2 separate regions of the Homo sapiens genome follow, and region 1 is linked to region 2. A link is an interaction called in ENCODE POLR2A ChIA-PET data of the cell type or tissue named here. Cell type or tissue: endothelial cell of umbilical vein. All regions are shown on one strand. Each heading gives the region's core, and the rest is flanking DNA. Links, peaks and the distances in the headings are about the cores only. Region 1 has its middle 17 kb from the start of CALML5. Region 2 has its middle 33 kb from the start of AKR1E2.

What was found. Peaks named below come from ENCODE experiments on the same cell type or tissue, not always from the same donor. Only the 100,000 strongest peaks of a DNase experiment are listed, where the experiment ranks them.
Region 1: POLR2A ChIA-PET joins it to region 2 with 7 read pairs; 2 of 35 experiments call an interaction of 5 or more read pairs at or near these places.

The regions. Positions count from the first base shown.
Region 1 is chr10:5,480,179-5,485,562 of GRCh38, forward strand. No RefSeq gene overlaps it. Among named protein-coding and RNA genes, the nearest start is that of CALML5, 17 kb to the right of the region's middle. RefSeq lists a cis regulatory region at 1-90. In endothelial cell of umbilical vein, for the core only: no CTCF peak of the experiment used is centred there; no DNase peak of the experiment used is centred there; H3K27me3 peaks cover 20 bases.
Region 2 is chr10:4,856,190-4,861,573 of GRCh38, forward strand. It overlaps a transcript of AKR1E2 not described here. Among named protein-coding and RNA genes, the nearest start is that of AKR1E2, 33 kb to the left of the region's middle. In endothelial cell of umbilical vein, for the core only: no CTCF peak of the experiment used is centred there; a DNase peak (open chromatin) is centred at 3,192.

The DNA of each region.
Region 1 (5,384 bases), core at 162-5,161, 620 kb after region 2:
ACGGCACCTGCACCACACTCCACCAGGCCCAGAGTGGCCCTGACCCAGGACTGCGTGATAAAGCAGAGGAAGAAGTGTCCCTGTCTCCATTTTGCAAATGAGAAAACCATGTCCAAGAGGCTCTGCCCAACATGGAACCCAGGCACGTGTTTCCAATTCAAACACGCACAAAACACTTTGACCCCCTCTCGTACCTGTCATTCCTTCTTTCCCTTCAGCTTCTTCAAAGATGATGCCAAGTTCAAGGTCACGACAACTCCCCGTGACGGAGCCTCTGCTTCTTTCCCCACGTGGGTCCACGTGAGGCTCTGCCCCACCAATGCCCGGTGCCTTCTAGAACTCAGTAGCTCAGCTGTCCACTGCCACTCATGAAGCTGATCTGAGCCCCTCAGTGGGAAGGGCAGAGTCAGTCTGGTGAAGGCCCTCCCGCCTCACAGGGCGGTCCTGAGGCTTCCCCTCCTGGCAGTGGTTGGGCTGACCCCTCCTGCCTTCCCCTCCCTGGAGGGCCCCGAGGTCATCACCTCCCATCTCCACCCACCCTATCCAACCCTGGGGTGGCAGGTCATGAGTGACAGCCCCAAGGACACCAAGGGATGAAGCTTCTCCTGTGCTGAGATCCTTCTCGGACTTTCTGAGAGGCCACGCAGAACAGGAGGCCCCATCTCCCGTTCTTACTCAGAAGCTGTCAGCAGGGCTGGGCTCAAGATGAACCCGTGGCCGGCCCCACTCCCCAGCTCTTGCTTCAGGGCCTCACGTTTCGCCCCCTGAGGCCTGGGGGCTCCGTCCTCACGGCTGGAGGGGCTCTCAGAACATCTGGTGGGCTCCGTCCTCACGGCTGGAGGGGCTCTCAGAACATCTGGTGGGCTCCGTCCTCACGGCTGGAGGGGCTCTCAGAACATCTGGTGGGCTCCGTCCTCACGGCTGGAGGGGCTCTCAGAACATCTGGTGCACGGCTCCCAACTCTCTTCCGGCCAAGGATCCCGTGTTCCTGAAATGTCTTTCTACCAAACACAGTTGCTGTGTAACCACTCATTTCATTTTCCTAATTTGTGTTGATCCAGGACACGGGAGGAGACCTGGGCAGCGGCGGACTCATTGCAGGTCGCTCTGCGGTGAGGACGCCACAGGCACCAGCGTGCTTCTCCTCAGGACATGCACTTGTAACAACATGTCTGGCCCTTTTTTACCCCCTTGTGTTGGTTTCCTACAACTATGTAGCAAGGTACCAAGACTGGGTGGCCTGAAACAGCAGAAATGTGTCGTTTCTCAGTTCTGGGGGCCAGAAGTCTGAGCCACAGGTGTGGGAATGTTAGGGGTGGCAAATATCCGAGTTACTGGCAAGTCGGCAAAAACCTCAATTCTTGCCTCCTCAGAAGAAAGGATTCAACAGAGGGGCATACGGCAGAAAAAGAGACCAAGGCAAATTTCAGAGCAGCGGTGGAAGTTTATTAAAAAGCTCTGGAGCAGGAAACAAAGGGAAGAACAACTGGAAGAGACCCAAGCGGACCCCTGGAAGGACGAGTGCAGCCTTTGACCTTTGGATTTGGGGCTGGAAACATTGGCATCCTTCCGGGGTCCCGTTCCTCTTCCGTGCTTTTTCCCTCAGGGTGGGCCGCCTGCACACGCGGTGCCCTCCTCAGCCCCGGGAGGCCAACACCGAGCCCTGAGTTTAGGAAGTGGTGGGTGTCCCTCCCTGAGACTTTCTTCCCTTTTCCAGTGGAGTGCCCTCAAAGGCCGTACTCCTCCGTTTTGTCTCTTAATGCCCATCCCCGAGCCTACTCGCCCCATTTCTGAGACTTTGTTGGAAGCCGATTACACATCTCGAGACTTTTTATCTGTTTGGGGAATCACCTCTCCCTGGAGCCTGTGATCAATGATTGTTTTTAGATAGGCGGTGGGATAACTGCTGAACTCTCACCCGATGATCCCCTGACATTCCTGGTGGGTGGCAGGGGAGCCCTCTGCTGCCCGGCTGGTGCCTGATTAACCACCTGCAACAGGCAGGGCCCTGAGGGAGAATCCCTCCACATCTCTCTGATCATCCAGGGCAGCCAGGACCCCTCCGTGCAGTCTCTGCCTCCGTCTTCACATGACCGCGGTCTCTGGGTCTCTGTGTTTGTGTCCCCTTCTCTTAGGACAACAGTCAGTGGATTTCCGGCCCACCCTAAATCCAGCTGATCTCCCCTCGAGATCCTTAATTACATCTGCAAAGACCCTATTTCTAAATAAGGGCCCATTCACATGACTGGGTGTTAGAGCCTGGACATACCCTTTTGGAGACCCCCTTCAACCCACGGCCCCCTCACCAGTGAACGGTAAGTTCTGCATGGACAGAGACCATTTCTGTCCTGTTCATATCACATCATCAGAGCCTTCGCAACAGTTATCCAAACACATTTACTGAATGAATGTGTACATTTAACTCAAAATACTGAAGTTTGACCTTTTTCTCCTCTGTAGTTTAAGATAAATTTCCACTCTACTTTCTAAAATACAGTAGATGACTATTTCTCTGGGAATCTAAGTATCAGAAGCATAAAAATAACAAAGTGGCTTTTAAAGGGACTCAAAATGAGACCCACCATGATATTCATGCCAACATCACAAATGACAGCAACATATCCTCAACTTTTGCTTATTTCTTCCCAAACATTTTATCCTAAATTGTGTATCATACTAATTTTTCCAAATACATTGTTGGTTTATTTTCAGTCACTGGGATTGTTTGCATTTGGACATCAAATTTGGACCTGGCAGGGTGGCTTAGGTCCATAATCCCAGCATTTTGGGAGGCCAAAGCAGGAGGATCCCTTGAGCCTAGAAGTTTAAGACCAGCAAAGGAAACATAGCAAGACTCTATCTCTACAAAAAAAAAAAAAAAAAAAAGAAACAAGGCCGGGCGCGGTGGTTCACACCTGTAATCCAAGCACTTTGGGAGGCTGAGGCGGGTGGATCACCTGAGGTCAGGAGTTCAAGACCAGCCTGGCCAACATGGCAAAACCCCATCTCTACTAAAAATACAAAAATGAACCGGCCTGTAATCCCAGCTGCACAGGAGGCTGAGGTACAAGAATCACTTGAATCCGGGAGGAGGAGGTTGCAGTGAGCCAAGACTGTGCCACTGCTCTCTAGCCTGAGTGACAGAATGAGACTCCATCTCAAAAACAAAAAAAAAGAAAGAAAAAAAGAAACAACTAGCTGGGCTTGGTGGTGTGCACCTGCAGTCCTGTGTACGCAAGAGCCCTAGGTGGGAGGATTGCTTGAGCCCAGGAGTTTGAGGCTGCAGAGAGCTAGGAATGTGCCACTGCACTCCAGCATGGGCAACAGAGAGAGACCGTGTCTCAAAAAAACAAAAACAAAAGCAAAAACCTATTGTTTATTTGGAATGCATCAGGTCCTAAATGCTCCAGGCAAAAAGTACCTGTGTTGAAATCTGCTGGTGACCCCTTTTCACATTCCAACCCTCCATCCAACGGTCCCCTCTGACCTCACTCCCTTCTGTTGTCTTCCTGTCCAGACCAAACTGGGCCCTTAGCACAATCAATCAGGCCACAGGAAAGGTCTTGAAGGAACGAGGGTGGGATGCACATGGTGCTAGGCTGAGCGGAGAAGGGGTGGACACTGAGAAAGAAATGTCAAAATTACACAACTGCAGCCTCATGAAACACAATTGAAATGATTTTATACTGATGGAGGATTTTCAAAAAGTTCTCCTACACATTTAAAACTCTCAGAAAAGACGAAAACTCCAGTTCTAGGTGGCTTTTAGAGGCATTCCGAATTTCTCAAAGTCAATGTGGATGTTCTAGTAGAACATCCAGTTCATCTAGAACAATCCAATTCTACCAGAGTTTACCTGTCATAAAATCTGAAATAAGTATTTCATCTATAAAATAAGAATATTTTAGCATTGTCCTAAGGATTAAATGAGATCATGTATGTGAGGGAGGAATAGAAACTGTAAAGCTCTGTAGTTATGGAAAACTCGAAAACAAATTATTTTTCATGTCATTTACGGATTTTGAAAACCATACCCCATACCCCTCTACTGCTTAAATATTTTTTACTGATTGATGAATAATATAAATAGCGGTGGACTGGTACATGGTTAACAACCAGCTTTCCAAGGGAAAAAGGACCTGATTTGTAGCATTTGCCAATTGCTGTGGTGTAAATACTACCACCAGGGCCAGTTTCAAGTTGCCAACGTGATACAGCTGATTCATTGTATTTCATGCAGCTGTATCCCTGCAGCAGTGAAGAGCTCACAAAGTCAGTCTCATGAGTCAGGAGCTGGCTCTGGCTCATCGTGGATATAAATGATGCACCTATGTTATTCATCATCTGTTTTTCTTCTTTTGTAAAAACAGGTATGTGCTTGTTGAAGCAAAATTAGAAAACATATAAAAACAAAAAAATGTTCATAATTCCACATCCTGCAAATATCTCTTTTTTATCTTTTGGTGAATAGTGTTTTACTGTCTTATGCACACCTCCACGTTCATATACTGTAGCAAAAATACAATAGTAGGATACACATTGTTCTAGAAGCAAACAAAAATGTATGAAGACATTTATATGTTTATGAAGACCTTTAAATATTTATATAGAAACAAAATGTCATTGCAACCTAACATCATCCATTAAAAATAAAAGGAAAGGAAAACGGCAGGGAAAAGTGCAGTAATAACAAATGGTGACATGCTTGGTCTTAAGCATCATAGCAAACTCATTATTTCCAATGAAACAAGGATTTTTAGACCCATCTTTGGAAATGATTCCCAAATTAGAGAACCATCAGGTCTCAAAAAAGGAAGGGTCATCAAAGTCCATCCAGCCCAGCCACCCTGAGGTGCCTGTATCTCCTCAACAAGCTCCCTCCCAAATGTTTCCCTAAGGTCTGAGGAGCACCTGCAGCCTCCATCCCCCAAGGTGACATCCCTCCCTGGGCAGCTCTGCAATCTAGGCTCACTGTCTCTGTGCTGAGCTGCAGTCCAGCACAGCAGCTCCCGCCTTCATCCCCGACTTAGCCCAGGGCCATGGTTCCTAGCAGGTCCCCCCATCTTTTCAGCACCCAGCGTGTGGTCTTCTCGGCGGCAGCTGAGCACACTCCTTCTGTCCACCATTCCCGACACATGGGTCTTCCTGGTCCTTCCTCTCGGAACCGGTTCCAGGTTAGAAGTGAGGTGCCTAGAAATGAAACAGCTGGTCCTCTCTGTGTTTTCCATCCATCCTGCAAAATCGACTCCTTGCTGCTGGGATGACAAGATGAAGTCCAAGCTCACGTCCTGGTGGGGTGGGAAGCGTGGGTGGATGGAAAAAAAGGCAAAAATGCCTAACTGTGATGGATGCTCTGCAGAGCTAAGAGGGGTCTCGTAGTAAAG
Region 2 (5,384 bases), core at 287-5,286:
GATTTTTCTGCTAAAGGGTTAAATAATTGTCTTAAGTTAGAGTAAAGCTGAAGGTTTAAGCTAGTCGTGGAAGGTTTGTGAAAAATTAATCCTGTAAAAGAAATTCTGTTTGTGAACATATTGGCTAAAGTTAAAGGGGTATTATCTAGCTTTTTGTAGACTGAATATTGGAATAAAAGCACAACAGGTTTTTCTTAGAGCAAAAACCTGCTTATGACCTGCTCTTTAACAAAAATTATAAAGGGTTATAAAAGCTTTATAAGAATCTTACCTTATGGTCAAAGTGAATACGATTGGATACATTTATCTATAAGGTTTTATTAAGAATTAGGTCTGACATCAATAATGCACTAATGCAACAGTGACAGTTGACTTATTTGGTATAAAAGTCATACAGGAAGCATTGTCAAATATGAAATGGTGTTTGATTTTCTTTCAGGTGTGTTTGTATAAATGTATTATTAGTATATGTTCCAAAATTATGGGAAACTGCTATAATTCTGATATGACTTAGTGTATGTTATTAATACACTAGTTGTTACATAAAATCATTCCATGGCACAGAGGTAACCAAATTTCTTTGTCAATTATGTTTTTGACTGTAACTGTCCTGAGACTTTTGTCATCCATGGACAATTTTTGCCTTGTTTTGGTCCTCTTTAGAAGATGGTTTATAATCAACTGTAGAACTCTACTGTTCGGTGGTATTAAGTACATTCACATTGTTGTGCAACCATCACCATCATCCACTTCCAGAGTATTTTCATCTTCTCCAGCTGAAACTCTCTACTTATTAAACAATAACTCCCCATTCCCTCCTCCTCCAACCCCTGGCAACCACAAGTCTACTTTCTTGATCTATACATTTGACTCCTCTAGGGACCTCATATAGGTAGAATCACACAATATTTGCCTTTTTATGCCTGGCTTATTTCACTTACCATATTGTTTTCAAGACTCATCCATAATTCATTAGTTCACATTGCGTGGCTGTACCAAAACATCTTATGTACCCTGATATGGTTTGGATCTGTTTCCCCACCCAAATCTCATGTTCAATTGTAATCCCCAGTGTTGGAGGTAAAACCTGGTGGGAGGTGATTGGATCATGGGGTTGGAGTTCTCATGAATGGTTTAACACCATCCCCCACTTGGTACTGTATAGTGAATGAGTTCTCATAAGATCTAGTTATCTAAAAGTGTGTAGTACCCCCCACACACACATCTTCTCTGTCTTCCTCATGCTCCAACAATGTGAAGTGCCCCTCCCTCTTTCCCATCTGCCATGATTGTAAGTTTCCTGAAGCTTCCCCAGAAGTTGAGCAGATGCCAGCATCATGCTTTCTATACAGCCTGTGGAACTGTGAGCCAGTTAAACCTCTTTTCTTTGTAAATTACCCAGTCTCAGGTATTTCTTTATAGCAATGCAAGAACAGACTAATACGTACTCCATAAATATATATACCCGCTATATGCCCACAGAAATTAAAAATAAAAATAAAAATTTTTAAAAAGATTCATCCATGATTCAGTATTGGTAGGTTATGTGTTTCTATGGATTTGTTCATTTTATCTAGGTTATCTAACTTGCTGGCATACAACTTTTTACACTACTCTCTCATACTTTTTTTTATTTAAATGAGTTTTTAAATTTCTGATTTCAGTTGAGTCTTATCATTTTTTAATTTTCTTAGTAAAGCAAGCTAAATGTTTTTCAATTTTGTTGACCTTTTTTGAAGAACCAACTCATTGTTTCATTGTTGTTTATTTCTACCTTTGTAAATATTTTCTATTTTATATATCTCTTCTCTTGTCTTTATTATTTCCTTCCTTCTGTTAGATTCGGTTTCGTTCTTTTTCTAGTTCCTTAGGATGTAAAGTTAGTTTGTTGATTTTACCATGTTAGTTTTAATATAAATATTATCTATGTTGTCAATTTCTTTCATTGACATTTCAGGAAAACGAGTCAAAATGAGTCATACTTATTCTTTGACTTTGTTTGACGTAGCTCATAGTGTTAACTACTCCAGGGAAACAAATTTGAGAAGATCAATTTTAGGCCATTTGAAAATTGGAGTCAGTAAGCATATGAGTAGATCTTACATATATGAAGAAAAAAAGGAAAGTTGGGTACTGTTTTTATATAGACCCACTCATTTATTTCTTCATTCATTCATTCATTCATTCATTGAGCCTACAGCAGGCTGAATCCTATATTCCCCATTAAAAATGAATAGATGAATTGTCTTTGGTCTTTACCACAATATTAAATGGTGGAGATAGTCATGTAAGCAAATAATTATTTCAATGCAATTGGTGCTTCAATTGAGGTAACACAAGTTAGCATAGAACTACAGAGAGAAAGTGTGTGGAAGATCAGGCCAGGGTGGTGGAGACATTTTAGATGAATGCCTAAGGTTCAATAGAAAGACTGCCCAAGACGAGAGGAATATTTCAGGCAGCTTTTACAATGTTCTATATGGTGTTTCAAGGTGGAAAGAAGGCATGCACTAGGGGAGTAGCAATTCGTCGGCACAACCAGAGACTAGAATGCATGGAGATGAGTGGTGGAAGATGAGGCTGAAAAGGTGGGTAGAAATCAGATCACTTTAAACACATACTAAGGAATTTGGATTTTTTTTTTTTTTTTTTGAGATGGAGTCTCACTTTGTCACCCAGGCTGGAGTACAGTGGCGTGATCTCAGCTCACTGCAACCTTCGCCTCCCTGGTTCAAGTGATTCTCCTGCCTCAGCCTCCTGAGTAGCTGGGATTACAGGCATCCACCACCACGACCAGCTAATTTTTGTATTTTTAGTAGAGACGAGGTTTCACCATGTTGGCCAGGCTGGTCTCAAACTCCTGACTTCAGGTGACATCCGCCTCAGCCTCCCAAATTTCTGGGATTACAGATGTGAGCCACTGCACCCAGCCAGGAATTTGGATTTTATCAACGAGATCATGTATGGTCTTTGAAGTTTTGTCACAATTTATTCATTTATTTCACCCACATAAATTGAATCCCAATGTGTTAGTCTATGTATTGGGTTTAGGATACAAATATGAATGAAGCATCGTTTCTATTCTCAACTCTGTCAGTTGAAACACAACAAATATCAGGCACAACAAATGGAAAATGAAACGTTGAGTGTGATATGTGCTACGACTACATTCGGTACCAGAGGCCAAGAGGCAGGGAGGAAGACATGGCACAGGATATACTGGATATAAGATAAGACATTGAGTAGTTATTTGATATGTGAGAGAAAGAAAAACAGTCAGAAATGCAAACAAAATCATGAGGCCTGGAAGAACACTATGGTCTTAAAAAGCAACAGTTTTTCCCCTCTGGCTAGAATTAGCATAGGAAAAGGAGAGGTGAGGCTAAAGATCTAAGTGTGGGGATACAATTCTGCCCGCACTTCTCATATTTCTGCCAATTCTGGGTTTTCTGAGCAAAGGCATTTACAGCCATTGTATGAGGTGAAATTCCAGGAAAGTGAAGAATAGGGTCAGATCTCTCTTTAGATATCTTAAGGTAAAAAGAGGAAGACTGTCCTTCCTTTCTCTGAAAAAGAATGGCTTACGTTACATGAGTGATCTCTCTCTGGAGAGGAGAATAGACAGGTCAGCAGTGGCTCTGTGTAAGATCAGAATTTTCTAATTTTGTGGTGTCTCCCTTAGAATGCACTCCATGCATGTGCAGGTGCCATTTGGCCCTCATGGAGTTGACCTGTGGGAATTGGGGATCGAGGCACCAGATGGGGCTCTGGCTGCTGCTTTTGAAGAGTAGTGAGCCATCTTAGCTCCTGAGGCAGGGCCCTTGTGTCTTCCGCCAGTGTCTGTCTATCTATTGTCAGCAAGTATGACTGTCAGGAGCTGACTATTATATTTCTACTGGGGCAAAAACCTCAGATCCTTTCCAGTTCCTGATTTAACAGTTGGCAAGGCCTACACTATCCCCCCATGTTCCAGGCCAGTGAACTTAAACTTTAACTGACAGGAAATCTTTACAGAGATAAGTCATGATATTGGATTTGTGTTTTTAAAATAATGAGTTAGAGGCTGGGGGTAGAAGATGAGTCCATAGGGCACTAGGCACCTTTGAGGTCAAGAATATGTCTTCTCTCTTCACGGTGCCATTGCAATCTTCTGACAAATAGCCCATCCAACTGCTTCTTCGTTTTTATAGACAGAAGCTGAATCTATGTGGCAAGAGCCAGTTTTGATAGCTGTTGTGATGGACTCTTCATACTCTCTCTGAGGAACCTTTATGACCAAGGACAGCATTGTTGTCCTGTCTGATTCACACAAGGGGAACCTCATAGTGGCTGCCAACTTTTTTGATTGCACCTCTATCAGTAAAGCTTTTTGAATTTGCATAGAAATATATCCATGTTTATTGATTTATTACTATATGAATGTACTGCTTTACTAATACGATGTATACATTATTAAATACTCTTAGAGCATCTGAAGATTAAATTTAAAAATCGAAAAATAAGAGCTTTATTAATAACCCAAACTCTGTGCTCTCTCTAATATATTGTGATTAATACCAAATTCTTTTCAAAGCAATGGTATGAATATGCTTTATTGGCTTTTTTTGTTGGTCCTTCTTGATTTAATGCTTTTTGACCTAGAAATGTGAACCTTGGGATTCTACATTCAGTTTAATTTGAAATACGGTTTTCATGGCAGTCAACTGCAGCTAAGGATGCCTCATAGAGATGCTTCGATGCACATAGGGGAAGTCCGTCTTTGGGTCCTCTTCATAAATCATGGTATGGTTTTCTCAGTCCCCTTTGCCATTTGTATAATTTTTGAAATTTGACCAGTACATTATAATCTCCTCTGATATGCTCTTGGTATGTAATTGTAATCAATCAGGCTCAAAACTTACAAAACATTTTATTTGGAAGATTTTTAAACAGATTAAAACACTCTATCCAAAACTTTTAAAGTGTTCAGGAAATTTTTGTAGGTGCCACACTTCTATCATTTTAACAACAAAATCTCACAGTGACAGAAATATTTTCGGACATCTATTTCAACCTTAAGAAAGAAGATTTAATGTGTTATTTAATTAAAAAAACTCTAAAAACTAATCATCATCCCAGAGCACATTAGCAAATATAGAACATTTTTTTGGGAGGGGAGTAAAAATGTGCAATATGTCTTCTTCTTCTTTTTCTTTTCTTGAGATGGAGTCTCACTCCATTGTCCAGGATGGAGTGCAATGGCGTGATCTTGGCTCACTGCAACCTCTGCCTCCTGGGTTAAAGCGATTCTTGTGCCTTAGCCTACCAAGCAGCTGGGATTACAGTTGCACCACCGCGCCCAGCTAATTTTTGTATTTTTATTAGCGATGGGGTCTCACCATTTT